Regions from separate parts of the Homo sapiens genome. Here region 1 is linked to region 2. The links are chromatin contacts, found by Hi-C or POLR2A ChIA-PET in ENCODE. All regions are on one chromosome and are shown on one strand. Each heading gives the region's core, a stretch centred on a gene start or an enhancer-like site at or near the end of the contact. The rest is flanking DNA. Distances are from core to core; before and after follow the strand shown. Region 1 has its middle 37 kb from the start of TENT5C-DT. Region 2 has its middle 49 kb from the start of TENT5C.

Region 1 (7,211 bases), core at 490-2,989, 85 kb after region 2:
GTCTCAGTGTTGCACATTGCTGCACCAGCAAAACAGGAAGTGAACATGACCAGCACACCACACCCCCCACAGCCCTGCGCAGGAGGGAGGAGAGCAGATGGGCATGGTTAGGCAGAAGCCAGAGGATCTTGGTGGCCACACTGATTCTTAGTCCTGGTCACTCTTGGTAGCACGGGGAAGAGGTACAAGGAAGAGGTACAAGGAATGTACCCTTTGCCGGATGCCAAGGAAAGGGATAAAAGCCACTTGCCATCTGCGTTTTATACTTTGTCTCATCCAGTGGACAACAGCACTTCATCAGATTGCCTCAGGTGCTGCCAAAGCTTCTTTCCAGTGCTGTTCTCAGCAGTGTTTACCAGGAACTCAAGACTGGTTGGCCTAGAGTATCTGTTGCCTATCAGCCAGACAGTAGAGCAGTGTAGTACGGTGGGTGGGTATGTGGCCCGTAGAGTCAGACTGACTAGAATCGGTCCGGATCCACCACCTGTTTACTAACTGCGTGACCTCAGACAAGCCACTTTCTGCATCTTATATAGTTTCCTCATTCCCACTATTAAAATGAGCATACTAATAAAGTCCACCTCCTAAGATTAATACCAGGATTACACTAATAAATATGCATAATTTATTAAGTAAATAATAAATGTTAGAATTTATCATTACTGGCAGGTTTGATGACAAGTCTTATATTTCTTACGTACAGGCTTGGCATTTTCATGTGGCAGATGACACCTCAGATCTCAGCACAGAGTCTCTGGCTTGAGACTTCCTGCAGGACTAACTCCCCCTTGACTTGTCTAACTGGCCAAGGAGCATCCATGGGAAGTTACCTGTGGATGTTCAGAGATCCACAGAATAGGCCCACAGAATTGACTATTCCAGATTACTTGCTACTGTACGTTTTAACAAGTTGAGGTTGGATAAGATCAGTCTTTGTGAGATCATCTGAACATATGAGAGAAAAAACAGAGCTAAGCCTGGTTTCCAATCCTCCTGCACGGTCATCTCCTGTATACCTCTCGTGGGAGTGTCGGGGCCTCAGCCTTTCTCTTCTGGAAAGCTGCTTGGCAGCACACAGGCAGCAGTAAATGAGTTCATGCCCTTTGACCTAGTAACTCCACTTCTAGGAATCTACCTCAAGGAAATAGGCATAGAGGTGCACAGAATTTTATGAGTTTGTCCACCGTAGCACTGTTTGTGTCTTAACATAGGAACAAATGTCAAATACAAGGGAAATGGTTAAAGGAGTTACATGTCTATGACAGAGTACTATATAGCCTTTAATAATCTCTTCAAAGACCAACAATGAACATAAAGTTTAATGGAAAGAAATCAGGCTATAAACCTACTAGCTTCTGTGCCTCCACTTGCTCCTCTGTGAAAGGGAGTGACCTCACCTCACTCAGAGGGTTGCTGTGAGCTTTACTGAGGCTGCCACTTGCAGTTGCAGGTCCTGTGTCCAGTGGAGCGCAGGTCACCAGGTAAGCACTCAATAAACCGGTTATATCAGTCCCCAGCAGCTCCCATGAAATAAGAACAAACCTTCCCACGTTAACAAGAAGGAACGTAAAGCTCAGAGTAGCTGATCAGGGGCCACACAGGTGGAAACAATGCTGTTCCAGCCTCAGAAAAAGTGGGTGTGGAGTGACTCTCCCAGACCACACCTCTCCCATCGTCACTGGCTAGAACGATACACCACACGGCAGAGCACCTGTCAGTTCTCAGAGCAGGTTCTCAGACGGTGTTGCCACAAACTCTCAGCAACCCAGTGACCCAGGCTGGGCAGATATTATTCACAGTGCCCAGCCTGACGGAAATGCATTCAAATCCACACACCACCACTTAGCAGCTGTGCGAGCCAAGGCAACTTGCCCTCACAGCACCTCAGATTCCATTTGTTGCTTTAACCTCTTCTTGGAGATGCTGCAAGAAGCAGGTATGAAGTGTTCTTTCAACTGCACAATGCAAAGTAGTGTTATGGGCCATGTTTTTCAGATAAGGAAACGAAGGCTTGAAGATGCTGGGAAGAAAGCTTTCTTAAGGTCCTGGGATTAGCCAGAGACAAAGTTGGGAAGGACCCAGCTCTTCCAAAGTCTTAATTTTTCTTTTCTTTTCTAAATAGCTTTATAAAATATAATTCACATTCCATAAAATTCACCCCTTCAAAGTACACAGTTTAGTTGTCTTTAGTATTATTTAGTATTTAGTAATTCACAGACTTGTGCAACCATCAGTGCGATGTAATTATAGAACATCTTTATACCCCAAAAGAAACCAGATGCCCATTAGCAGTCATTTCCATTTCCTCCCAATTCCTTCCACCCCAGGCAGCCATGAATCTTTCTATCCTTATAGATTTACTTAATCTGGACATTTCCTATAAATGGAATTAGACTATGTGATCTTTTGTGATCATTTAGCATTGTTTTCAAAGTTTGTTCAGGTTAGCATGAATCAGTGCTTCATTCTTTTTTATGGTTGAATAATATCCATTGTATAGATATTTTGCTATCTGTTCATCGGTTGATGGACATTTTGGTTGTATCTACCTCTTGACTATTATGAATAATGCTGTTATGAACATTCATAGACAAGTTTTGTACAGACATATGTTTTCAATTTTCTTGGCCATATACCCAGGAGTGGAAATGCTGGGTAATCTCTCTTTACTGTAATATTTCTCAGAACTTTTGACATGTTAATGTGCTTTTTCCAAACTTATTTGGCTGGGAAAATCTTTTTCCAAAAGAGCATCTCAGAAGACTTTGGAAAAGTCTGATTTAGTCCAACTCCCTCCCTTAGGGGAAACGGAAGCCCAGAAAGGTTCAGCAACCTGCCAAGATCACACAAGCAGGTGAGACGGGAAGCCATCACAGCACAGGAAGCCAGGAGAAGCTTGTGACTATTTGCACGGGAGAGAACTTCCTAAACATAAAGGATACTGAAGAAGTCATAAAAGAAAAGGAAGAGAAATATGGCTACATACACAAACATTTAAACTTCTGAACCTCAAGTGTATATAAACAAAATTAGCAAGCAAATGACAATGTTAAAATAGAACACCGCATCTGAGCCCTGGCTGCAAAGGAGAATCGTCCCAAGTCCAGTCTGATGCCCTGGCTTTACCTGCAGACATCGATTTAACTTTTAAAACCTCTCAGGTGATGCTGATGTGTATCTAGTAACAAAATTTAGAGGGTCTAATATTATATAACTAGCAGAGGAAGACATGTTAAACGATCAGTAAGAAAAGTCCTGTGCTCCAACAGTAAAATGGGCAAAAAAAAGCACATTTTTTGCCAGAGTTCTCCTTTATTAGGCAAGGCAAATGAAAAAAAGTTCAACTTCACTATTAACTAAGGAATGCAAATAATGCACATGGAATGCAAATAATGTACTTATTATTTATATATTATAATTTATATATCATTTATAATTATACATAATTTATATATTATATATTATAATGCAGGTATTATGCTGCACACAGCTGACATTTTCTTATTTAAGCCTCACAACAAGTCCATGATGTATTCCCATCCTACAGATGAGAAAACCGAAGCAGAGGAGCCAGCCCTAGGTCACACAGCCTGTAGGGGGCAGAGCCCCCAGAACTTAAGCCAAGACACCATGCTTACTTAATCTCCGCAATGGGGTGCCTTCTTACCACCAACACAGAAACGATCTCGAAAGCTAACTCTCCATGATGAGGAGGACACAGGGAACGGGGTGCTCTTGCCTGATACTGGTAGAATTTTTAATGGGTGCAATCTCTCTGGAAAACGACTTGGCAATATGTAGGACAAGTCTTAAAAGTGCTGATGTCCTTTGATCCAGGACTTCTATTGATCTATTCTGAGGATAAGTACAGATGAAGACATAGATTTATGTGCAGACATCTTCCCTTGAATGTGAAGGTGAAAGGATTTTTAAATTAATTTCCTTTCTAAACTAGCTTATGTTAAGTTCCTCAAGAGAAAGAGCTGTGAAGTGCTCTGGCCCAACATCACCTTCGATCCTCCAGATTCCTATATGGGCCAAGCAGCTGTTGGGCCTACCTGCTTCCCTGTTCCTGATGCAGCCCAGGCCAGGAATCGCTGCCTTAAGTCCAACCAAAATCTATTTCCTGGCCACTTCTAATCATTCTTTGGTTCTGGTTGGATATGGAACAAGCTTAATTCCTTTTCCTGGTGACTGATTTTCAACAAGTCAGCTATCAACATTTTGATTAGTTTCCTCTGAATAATACCATTTAGAAGGTATCCTTCTACAGCTTATTTAGCTCTAACCCCTACAACAACCAGGCAAAGTAGACTCCTAAACCAATTTCACAGGACAAGAAAACTGGGTTGGGGAGATCAGTAATTTGTCAAAGGTCACACACAGGTACATGGTGGAGGGATGTGGGAACCCAGGCCTGCCTGAGCTCAGGTTCTTTCTACACTTTCTTTCCCTGAAGAGGCTCCAGGTTTTCTGCCTTCTCTGCATGGACTGATGAATGCAGAGTGAAAGTGACTTCTCTTTCTCTTGTTCTGGGCTCCAATGTGGCCAAGGATCAAATAGGGCCAGTTTGGCTCCATGTCCCATTGAGCCCCCACACCCTGCACAGCTGCCAAGGGGGAGCCCTGGGCCTGCTGCCACCCAACCATGACTCGGGCATTGGGTTTTTATGTAGCTGGACCTGATTCATACTCGTCTTGTTAGAGTCACCATCACTCTGGCTAGACAAAACTTTTTGGACCCTGGTTCTGTCACCAACAAATGTTCTCCCTGCAGTCCAGCTTATTAGTCCATTGACAGGAACGTTTCTGAGAAGCAGTGCAGTGGTGCCAGGGACTCAGAACTCTGGAATCAGATTTGGGGGTGAATTCCAGCTCTGACACTTGGTAACATATGGCCTTGGGTAAAGGAGCGACGCACTTGGAATTTCAACTTTCTGTCCATAATGGAAATAGCGGCAGTACCTAGGACCCAAAGGTAGGGAGCATCATGAGCAGGGGGCAGTGACATGGCACAGGGAAGTGTAACAGGTGTCAGGCGGACAGTGCCAATATGAATGTGTGATCCCCACTGTGCGCTGAGACGGAAATTCTCAACTGCTTCTCTTCAATTCCATCTAAGTATGTCCCCTCCGGCCAGCCTGGGTCCCGTCCTCTAGGAGGGCATGGCTTTTGAGTGTCCCGGGCCATTGAAGAGGAGGCGTTGCCATGCAGGGTCAAGTCCGGAGGCGTGGAGGAACACCTCTCTTCCTGGAGGTCCAGGACACCACGGGATGCCAGGGGCTGTGCCAGTTCTTGGCACAGATTCCATGCACTATGAAGACTCCCCCCCAAGGGCAATGCCATGTCTATGGGAGGCTGTAGGTACCTGAGCAGAGCTGGACAGTGTCCTCCACACTGACTCCCTCTTCTTCCCAAAGACGCCTGGTCTGGGAGGCTCCACTGGACTCCATCTCTTCCTTCCACACTCCCCACCTCAACTTTACCCCCACCCTCAAGCCCACAAGGCAGGGTAATCCCAACCCCTCCTGGGGCAGAATAATTCCTTATCTGTTCTCTTTCCCACTGTGTATATGGACAAACAACAGCCTTAGTATCCAGAACAGTGTGTCACAAAACAGGTTCTCAGTAAATAGCTGTTGAATAAGTGAGTGTGATCAATTTGGATTAGCAAAAAATCTTTTTACCACTCAATGCTCCTTGATTTTATAAATTAAAAGCAATGACTTTCATAACTATTGCTCCTGAAAGGGAGACTTAAAAACCTCTTTTGGAAGTAAAAAATCTGCGTAATGACTTTCTTTCCTTTGTATTCCTGCTGTAACATCCCAATCCTCTTGAAAGCAATGGATGGCTCTGTCTGACCTTGGAGAAGGCACCATGCAAACATGGAAGCAGTGGGAGTGAAGGGAAAGCCCAAAACACAGCTCAATACGTACTCTTCCTGCACAACAGGTGTATGTTGTGTTAATATTACTATTTATCCAAGGATGCCAGGGGCAATGCCACCAACCCATCATTGAATACGTGAGGTGCCACCATCCAGTAGTTGTGAGTCCATCTCCAGCCCCGAGGTCCTGGAGGTCACAGTCCATGGCTTACACCTATCCCACTCCCCAGCACTTGGCCCAGGGGTGCTGTTTGGATCACTCCAGTTCATGGACATAAAATGTTTAATATTTTAAAAATATTATTCTTAAGTGACCCTTTGCCCATTGGATTCTGTGTCTGCTACCAGAGCGTGGTATCAAGGATTTGGCAGAGAAATGGAGGTCCCTGCTGCAGAGTCCTGTGGGAGAGTGAGGCAAGCCCTATGCTTGGAGGTATATGGCCTGCTTTCCAAGCTGTGTGACTTTTGGAAGTCACTTAATGTTCCCTGAGTCTCAGATTCTTCAGCTGCAATAATAGATTGAGTAACCAGGAACTTTTCTTAGCAAGGGGTCCTCCTGGCTTTGTCCTGATTCTGGTATTTCAGGGCCTGTGACAGGCCAGAGGGTAGGCAGATGGCACACACAGGCCTTCCCGGGGCTTCATCGCTTACTCTGCATGGGTCACATATGACCCAGATCTGGCAATCATATTCCACAGACAAAAAAATCAGACGACACTGTCTGGCCATGAGCCAGGACACTGGAAACCAGGTCTCAGGTGCCAAGCTTTTCCTGTGTCCATGAGCACTCCATGCAGCTCAACAGGATCCCCCAAAGGCAGTGTGGTCACTGCCCTTCCCCCTTCCCTGGCCTGCCTGAGCCCCAGCAGGGAGCACCTCTCTGCATTGACTGGACAGATGGCAGCTCCCCCCACTCCACCCCATGTTCCACTCTATCGCCAAGGTGATGCTGAGCACAGGTCTGTGAGAGCAGAAGGCAGGTGCCTGAGCTCTCGCAGGTCCATTAGTTGCTAAGTTGGAACTGCCTTGCAGCTGGGAGCCTGCGGGGCAAGCAGATACCCACGGGGCCTGGGGAGGGCATCTCCCTCGGAGCAGTCTTGGGGCCTCCATGTTTGCTGGCCTTGTTCTCTCCCCATGTGTGGTGGCTGCACCAGCTCACTTGGAGGTGCCCAGGGAACCCTGCAGGGGAAATGTGGGCAGGGAGACCCTCCCCACAGCTCCTGCAGCAGCTTCCAGAGGCAAGGAACATGGGCTTCTATAAAGCCATCCACTTTATAAAGCCAACACACTGCCCGTCCCCCAAACATCCCCTACTTGCCAGC
Region 2 (6,903 bases), core at 1,161-3,660:
GCAAGACTGCAGGCTGGTGTACCTCCCCCTCCCTCTGCATCCCACACCCCCTCAAACACACACACAGCAGGCCCCTCCTTGGTGCCCATCCCTTCCCATCCTCACTCAACAAATGGCCTCCTTTCATTGACCTGGTTGGGTAGCCTTGTGCCCTTCCTGGAACCTGCTGGATGTGAAATTGTTTAGAAACTCCACACCAAGCTACTCTAGGGACTTATTTTCAGCCATTCCTCTCACCAATACAGCTCAGCTTCCCTCCATGAACATGAAGCCTCCAGCAGTTTTCAATCCCTAGGGTGTGTATTTCAGATTTCAAGGGCAATGTGAACAGCCAGCAGCCCAAGGGACATTTGCCAAGAGCATCTATCCATGGCATCTTGTATTAACCAGCAGAAAGCCAGAAGCACCGTGCAAGGAGGAGACAGGCCACGCACTGGCTTCATTTGTGCTGTGCTGCCACTAATGTCCCCCAAATGCTCTCTATTATCCTTGTAATCATCCCCAAACATGCACAAAGCCACATGGTCAATGCAGCCCACTGGCATACGCTTTCGTCCTGGCAGCCATGATGTCCTGTTGGGGAAATAGGTTACCACATAAAGCACCAAACACCATCCAGCAGCACCTGTGCCCTGAGCCCAATCAGCAGCACGGACACTCCTAAGATGACACAAGTTCTGGGAAATATATTGAAAAATAAAAATGGATTGATGTCTTTTTCATCTTTGTAGCCCAATGCCTGGCACATGGTATGAGCTCAAAAATGTGTATAAAATGAGTGAATAATTTTGTGAAAAAAATTTTTTAAAAATTAAAAAATAAAAATAATTAGTATTTGAATCAAACATCAGTTTAACTTTCTCATGTAGTTGGTATTTCTTATATTTTCTTTAACAAAGTAAAATTGAGTTTTTTTGGGCCAAAAGAACAAGGAACTAATTAGGTAAGATTTTTTCGTTTAAAAAAAAACAGTTAAGCTATTTTGTTTTAAATAAATATTACATTACGAACATTGAGTTTTAAGCGTTGCCTTAAAGATAACATTCTATCTATTAGACTCTGTGATCTGGGGTGTTTTTTTTTTTTTTTTCTAATGATCTGAGAGACTCGGCTCAGAGGTAAATCCAAAGAAACAAATGGAAATTTTGCATGGTTTTGTCTACTTCTGTGACAATTCACCGACTCACACAAAACATCAGCTATACCTTCCCCATCTCCCAGTATGGAGACTGAGCCATTTGGATCACAGAACAGGATCAACAGCCTGATCCATCTGCCAGTGGGAAAAGCGGATGTTCCTGTTGTCTAAAAGAATCAGACCCTCCCAAAAGGGTCAATACAGCAGTGCACATATTCTCTAAAAATGGCATGTAAAAGCCTGTCACCTGATGTTTCTTTCCCTGCATTGATTACACTGTACCTTGTCTCTGCCCTCACTTGGATTCCCAGTCAGGGGAATCAGCTTACCCATTGCTTCTTCTGGGAAGTCTTCCCCAGCCCCCAACTAAGTCGTGTCCTTCTTTACACTCTTTGCTATTAGTCATCACATTGGCAGCCCCAGCAGTAACTGAGCTATAAGCTCTGCAAAGACTTGCCTGTCTGTCTCACCAAGGCTCAACACGATGCCTGTCACATGGCGGGTGTTCCAAACTAGTCTATGAATGAATAAAGGAAGGAAGGAACATTCCCTGAGAACTAGGCAGTCTCTTCCAGATTTTTAGGCACTAGGGTCTCAATGGTCAGACACCTTTAGGCTCTTTTCAAACACATGCCTTCCCAAACAGACTTGTCTTCTGTCCCATAAAGAGCAGAATCAAATAAAAATCTGCTCGAATGGATTTTCAGCATTCGAAAATTTCAGCATTTCAAATCCCCAGCATTCTTCTAGAACATCGGAATGGGCAAACAACAGCTCATGAACTAAAGCTGTACTGAACCATGCTCACGCATTCACGAATTGTCTATGGCTGAACTAAACACACTGCAAGGGCAGAGCTGAGTGGTCGCAACAGAGATGGTCTGGACCCCAGAGCCTGCAAGATTTACTGTCTTCCGCTTTTCAAAAACTGTGCAGAGCCTGGCTGTAGAACTTCAAAGCAGTTGAGGGTCAGAAGAGAATTCAGGAACAAACAGAAGTGTAAACACAGTAGCACTTGGGTGTGAGGGGGCCCCCAGATGCAGACTGCCCAAAGAGGGTGAAGGTTCGAGCTGGGACAGCGGGGGTGAGACTGTCAGAAGAGGTAGTCTGTAGTTGGAGCCCCAGGAAGGAGCTTCCGAAACCGCCACATGTGGTGAGGAGTGTGTGGGTTTGACACAAGATAGACCCGGGCTGAATCTGCCTTCATGGTTTGCTGGCTGTGTGATCTTGGGCAGGTTTTGTTGTCACCCCGGGCTTTGGCTTCTTCAACTCTACAAGACGCCGCCTACATCACAAGGTTTCTGTGAGCTTTTGATGAAATCAGCAACAGAATCAAGTGCGTCTCTGAGAGCTGACGCAGCACAGTGCTTCAGAGCCTGGGCTCTCAAGGTTCCAGCTGAGGTCCAGCTTCAAATTCTGCCTCTAGCTCTTGGGGCCTCTGGGTCCTGAGAAGTGCCCAGCCCCTGTGTGCCCATTGCCTCATCTCGCACGTGAGGAGGGTAACCATTCCCAGCCAAGAGCTACTATAAGTATTAAATTCCAAAAGCAGGAAAAGTGCCCTGCACAGCACTTGGCACCCAGGGGGTTCCCTTTGCTCTTACTACTGAATTGTCCAGCATGCCCCAACCCATGGCAGGCGCTCAGTAACTCTGATTTCCTTCCATCCTTCCTTTTCTATGTGGTCAGAAGAGTGGTGTGACAGAGAGGCCCGGTGCTGGGAATCCACGTTTGCCCTGCTGCCAACTTGCTGTGTGGCTTTGCGCAGCTCACACAAATGTTGTAGATCACTAAAATGTTGCTTATAAAATGAAGGGGTTAGTCTAGATTCAGTGTTCCAAAACCCTGAAGGAACAAACTCTGATGTGATGAGAATCTCTCAGGAACCTGGTAAAACATCCAGCTTCTTGAGAAGATTTTTAGAGATTCCCTTAGAATTCTGGAGACCTGGAATGGGCTGAGGTTAGAATTTGTCTTTTAAATGGGTACTTTGGGCGATTCTTGACATTAAGGTGGTCAAGAGCTCAATGAGCTCGAAGGTCCTTTAGAGCTGTAAAGTCCTGAATGCTCTGGTCCCACAATCCACATCAAGTGTGTGTGTGTGTGCGTGTGTGTGTGCACGCGTGTGCGCGTGTGTGTATATGTTTTGAGAGGGAGAGAAGTTGTGTCTCCGGACTGATTTAACTGTCAACTGGGCACTCGATTTCAAAAAGATTTGAGGCTGTTAGCTTGACGTTGCATGATCATCTCACGTCCTGGCAGCCAATCTGCAGGGGTGAGCTGTTTGTCGCTTTCTCCTGACTCATGTTTGCTTATCTCCAGAAAACTCTGCACCTTCCAAACGGGCACTGCCCCAGGGCCTGCAGCTGGAGTGTCCCAGGCAGCCATTCTCGTAGGCAGCGCTTTCACAATTTTCTAGAAAATTCACCATTTTCCCAGCCCCACTCAGCATGGGTAGGGGCTCCACCAGGCCATGTGTGAGGGAGTCAGCAGCCAGAATGTGGAGCCCAGAGGCGGGAGGGGGCAGGGGCACACACCAGAGGCAAGAGGCTGAGCTGGTAGGGGTGGTAAGAGCACTTGTCTTTGGAATCAGAAGCCTACTCCCTGAGTCCCAGATCTGCCAATTACAAATTGCATGCCTTGGGCAAATTACTTTACATGTCCAAGTCTCAGTTTCATCATCTATAAATTATCTGTGCAGAAGGCACTTCTGAGAGTTCAATGAGATCATGGCCAGCCTGTATAGTAAATAGTGAAACTGACCCAGCTCACAAGTGGTTACCATCTCCATACAGCATTGTTTCCCAGTTCTCTTGAAAGCTACACCTGCGTACCACCAAGTTTCTAGACTAAACCCAGTTTTTTTCAGACACATAGACTGTGGAAATGCAAATACTGTAACATCCGGAGAGCACTGTAAGTTACCCTCCCTTCCTGCCTGTTTTCAGCCTTATCAGTAAAATCACTGAATCCCCTAGGCCTCAGTGCCCAGCCTCAGGGTTTGTTGAGAGAGGGAAGACCCAGAGGGCAAGGGTAAAGATTGACCCAGAGACTCAGAGGGTAACAGAGCTGTCCTGGGCTCAGGGAGCTGCAGGTGGGCTCTGCAGGGCATTGACCGTGTGCTTGTGCACCTCTGGGTGTGTGTGTGCTTTCCTTTGTATGTAATTAGTTGTAAATGCACATATTGGTATGTGTGTGTAGCAGGTGTCCACACTGTCTGGGTGTATGTGACCCTACAGAGTATTTTTTCTCCAGAAGTCTCCTCCCTAGCTCATCGAATTGAAGCCCACACACTAAAAACGGGAGGCTGTGGTTTTGATTCTGGCTGTCCCCTAGTCCCTGCCTATCAGGCTACACGTGGGGACTGCAGGCCCCGTGGGTGGCTGAGGAAATGAGTGGGTGAGTGGGCCTCGTTGTGGGTACTCCGCTGCCTCTGCCAAGCTCCCTAGCCTCCTCCCCCTCCCCCTTCAATTCAACAAGGCTCTCACTTGCATTATTCCGTGAAGCCTTATGAGAAACCTGTACAGACACTAGCATTAAAGAGCCAAAGATTGCCAGAGCCGAAAGAGATCTTAGAGATACATAGTCCTACTTCCTACTACAGAGGAGGAAACTCTAAAGCACAGAGAGGTGAAGTGACTTGCCCAAGGTCACACAGCCAGTTGCTGGTATTCTCCTTTATTCATGGACGAGCATTTGTTTGCATTCCTGCTATGCATCTGGAACTGTGCCAGGTGCTGGAGAAGATGCCAGGAAGCCTAACTCAGGTCAGGAGCCAGAGGAATTATTTAGGAAATGACATTTAAGCCATCACTTCCCAGAAGGGTGACTGACAACAACTAAGTCGGAAGAAAGGCCCACGCAGGGGAAACTCTGCAGGGAAGGGCTCCGAGGTTTGAAAGAGCTTCACATGTTCAAGGAGGACAGGAGCGAGGGTGTGAGGATGGGGAGATAAGTAGAGGCCAACTCGTGCAGGGAATGTGAATGTTATCCCACACACTGAGGGAACATGTAAGCTGGGGAGGGCAATAGTTTTAAAAGACCATTTTTCAAGAAGACACTGGCGGGAGCAGGAGCAGAAGTAGAGATGAGCTCTGTGCTGTTCCTCCTGTGCTGTCACAGGCAGGCACAACCTCACTACACCTCACAACAGCCCTAGGAGGGGTGCTGTGTGCCCTCTTCTTCCAAGAGGCCAGGGCCTGCCTAGATGCCGCTCAGCTGGCAACCTGTGGAGCCAGCACTCCAATTTCACACTTTTGCCTGCTAAGCCTTAGTCCCTTTTCTTTAAATTGTCTCCCATTTACTCTTCAGCCCCCTGGGATAGGGCTTTGTCTCCTCTGCTCCCTGCACCTGACTCTACAAAGTCACAGTGATGTGCGGCATCCATTCGCCTGTCTGTACAGGACTTGATGCTGCCAACCGCTCCTCCCCTGGCTCCTAGGACATTGCATTGTCCTGGTTCTCCACCCGCCTCTCTGTCCACTCCTCAGCCTTCTCCGGTTTTTCCACCTTTGCTAATTCTTCCTGGATAGATGCTCCTCAAGGAATCTGTCCTGGCTGACTCTTGCTTGCTTGGGTGCTTTACACCACAGAGGAGGCTCCAGTTACCATCTCCTCACTGTGATTCCCAGTTGTCCATCCCTAGCCGGCCTCCTGGTCTGGAGCTCTGAAACTATACTGGTAATTATCTGCATCCTCTTCTGGAAATCAGCATGACCAAAGACCCCAGACCTTCTATCCATGTTTTCTTCTCTTGGTTAATGACATCACCGTCTACCAAATTTCCCACTGCAGAAACGTATTCCCACGCCTCTCCCTACACATCATTTCTTCCACATCTAATCTGTCATATGTCATCCAATATTACTTTCTAAATCCTTTTTCAGTCTTTCTTTCCCATCCCTATGGCTACTACCCTAATTCATGTCCTATCAACCTCCTTGGCAAGGTATACAGGGCCCCAGGGGTGAAACTAGGATGAAGGGGCCTATGCCCATTCATCATGGCCTGTCATAACAGGAAGCCAACTCAGAGGCATCAGGCCTTCTTCCAGAGAAAGAATGTCATCTCTGTGCAGGGGTGGCTAAGAGAAGGCCAGCTCTCCCTAACCCAATGAGACCAGCATGTGGGTTTGCACAAATCTGTCCTGGGTAGGTCTCCCTGCCCCTCTCTCTCACCAATATGGCACTTCCCTCCCCAAAGGGACCCATCACTGCCAGCCATGCCCCATCACATATTCACACAACTCACGGTTGCTTAACCTGGTGGACAGATTCTAAGATGGCTCTCAATGCTCCCTGCCTCCTGGCATGTAGGTCCCTTTGTCTGTCTCTCTGTTGACTGTGGGCAGGACCTATGACTTGCTTTTAACCAAAAGAACACTGCAAAGGTGGTAGGATGTCATTTCCGTAATTATATTACATGAATTATAATTTCAATCTTACTGAAAGACTCTCTCTATTGCCTTCTTGGCTTGCATCCTTCAATGAAGCAAGTGCCACTTCAGAGGGCTCCATGTGCGAGGAACTGAGAGTGGTCTCCAGTTGACAGACAGTGTTGGCCCTCAGTCTAACAATCTGCAAAGAAGTGAATTCCACTAGCAACCACATCAGTGAGCTTGGAAGTGGATTCTTCCACAGTCGAGCCTCAGATGAGAGCCCAGCCTTGACCAACACCTTGACTGCAGCCTTGAAAGCGACCCTGAAGCAGAGAACCCAGCTAAGCTGTGCTCTGATTCCTGACTCTCAGAATATATGAGATAATAAATG

The links. A loop is a pair of places that touch in the nucleus more often than their neighbours do. ChIA-PET counts read pairs that join two places held with the same protein, here RNA polymerase II (POLR2A). Pooled maps may share reads with other maps.
Region 1: a pooled map shows a loop between it and region 2 (2.2-fold over the local background). The contact joins two enhancer-like sites. A Hi-C loop is called at or near these places in 2 of 50 pooled maps. POLR2A ChIA-PET finds 5 or more read pairs at or near these places in 3 of 52 experiments (T-cell, activated CD4-positive, alpha-beta T cell and activated CD8-positive, alpha-beta memory T cell).

Annotation. Positions count from the first base shown.
Region 1 is chr1:117,565,583-117,572,793 of GRCh38, reverse strand. No RefSeq gene overlaps it. Among named protein-coding and RNA genes, the nearest start is that of TENT5C-DT, 37 kb to the left of the region's middle. Within about 2 kb of position 1,739, at least 12 of the 41 ENCODE cell types and tissues checked have a DNase peak (open chromatin) inside an H3K27ac peak, as active enhancers do.
Region 2 is chr1:117,651,843-117,658,745 of GRCh38, reverse strand. No RefSeq gene overlaps it. Among named protein-coding and RNA genes, the nearest start is that of TENT5C, 49 kb to the right of the region's middle. RefSeq lists enhancers at 1,926-2,065, 2,426-2,535, 2,686-2,755, 3,574-3,733. Within about 2 kb of position 2,410, at least 13 of the 41 ENCODE cell types and tissues checked have a DNase peak (open chromatin) inside an H3K27ac peak, as active enhancers do.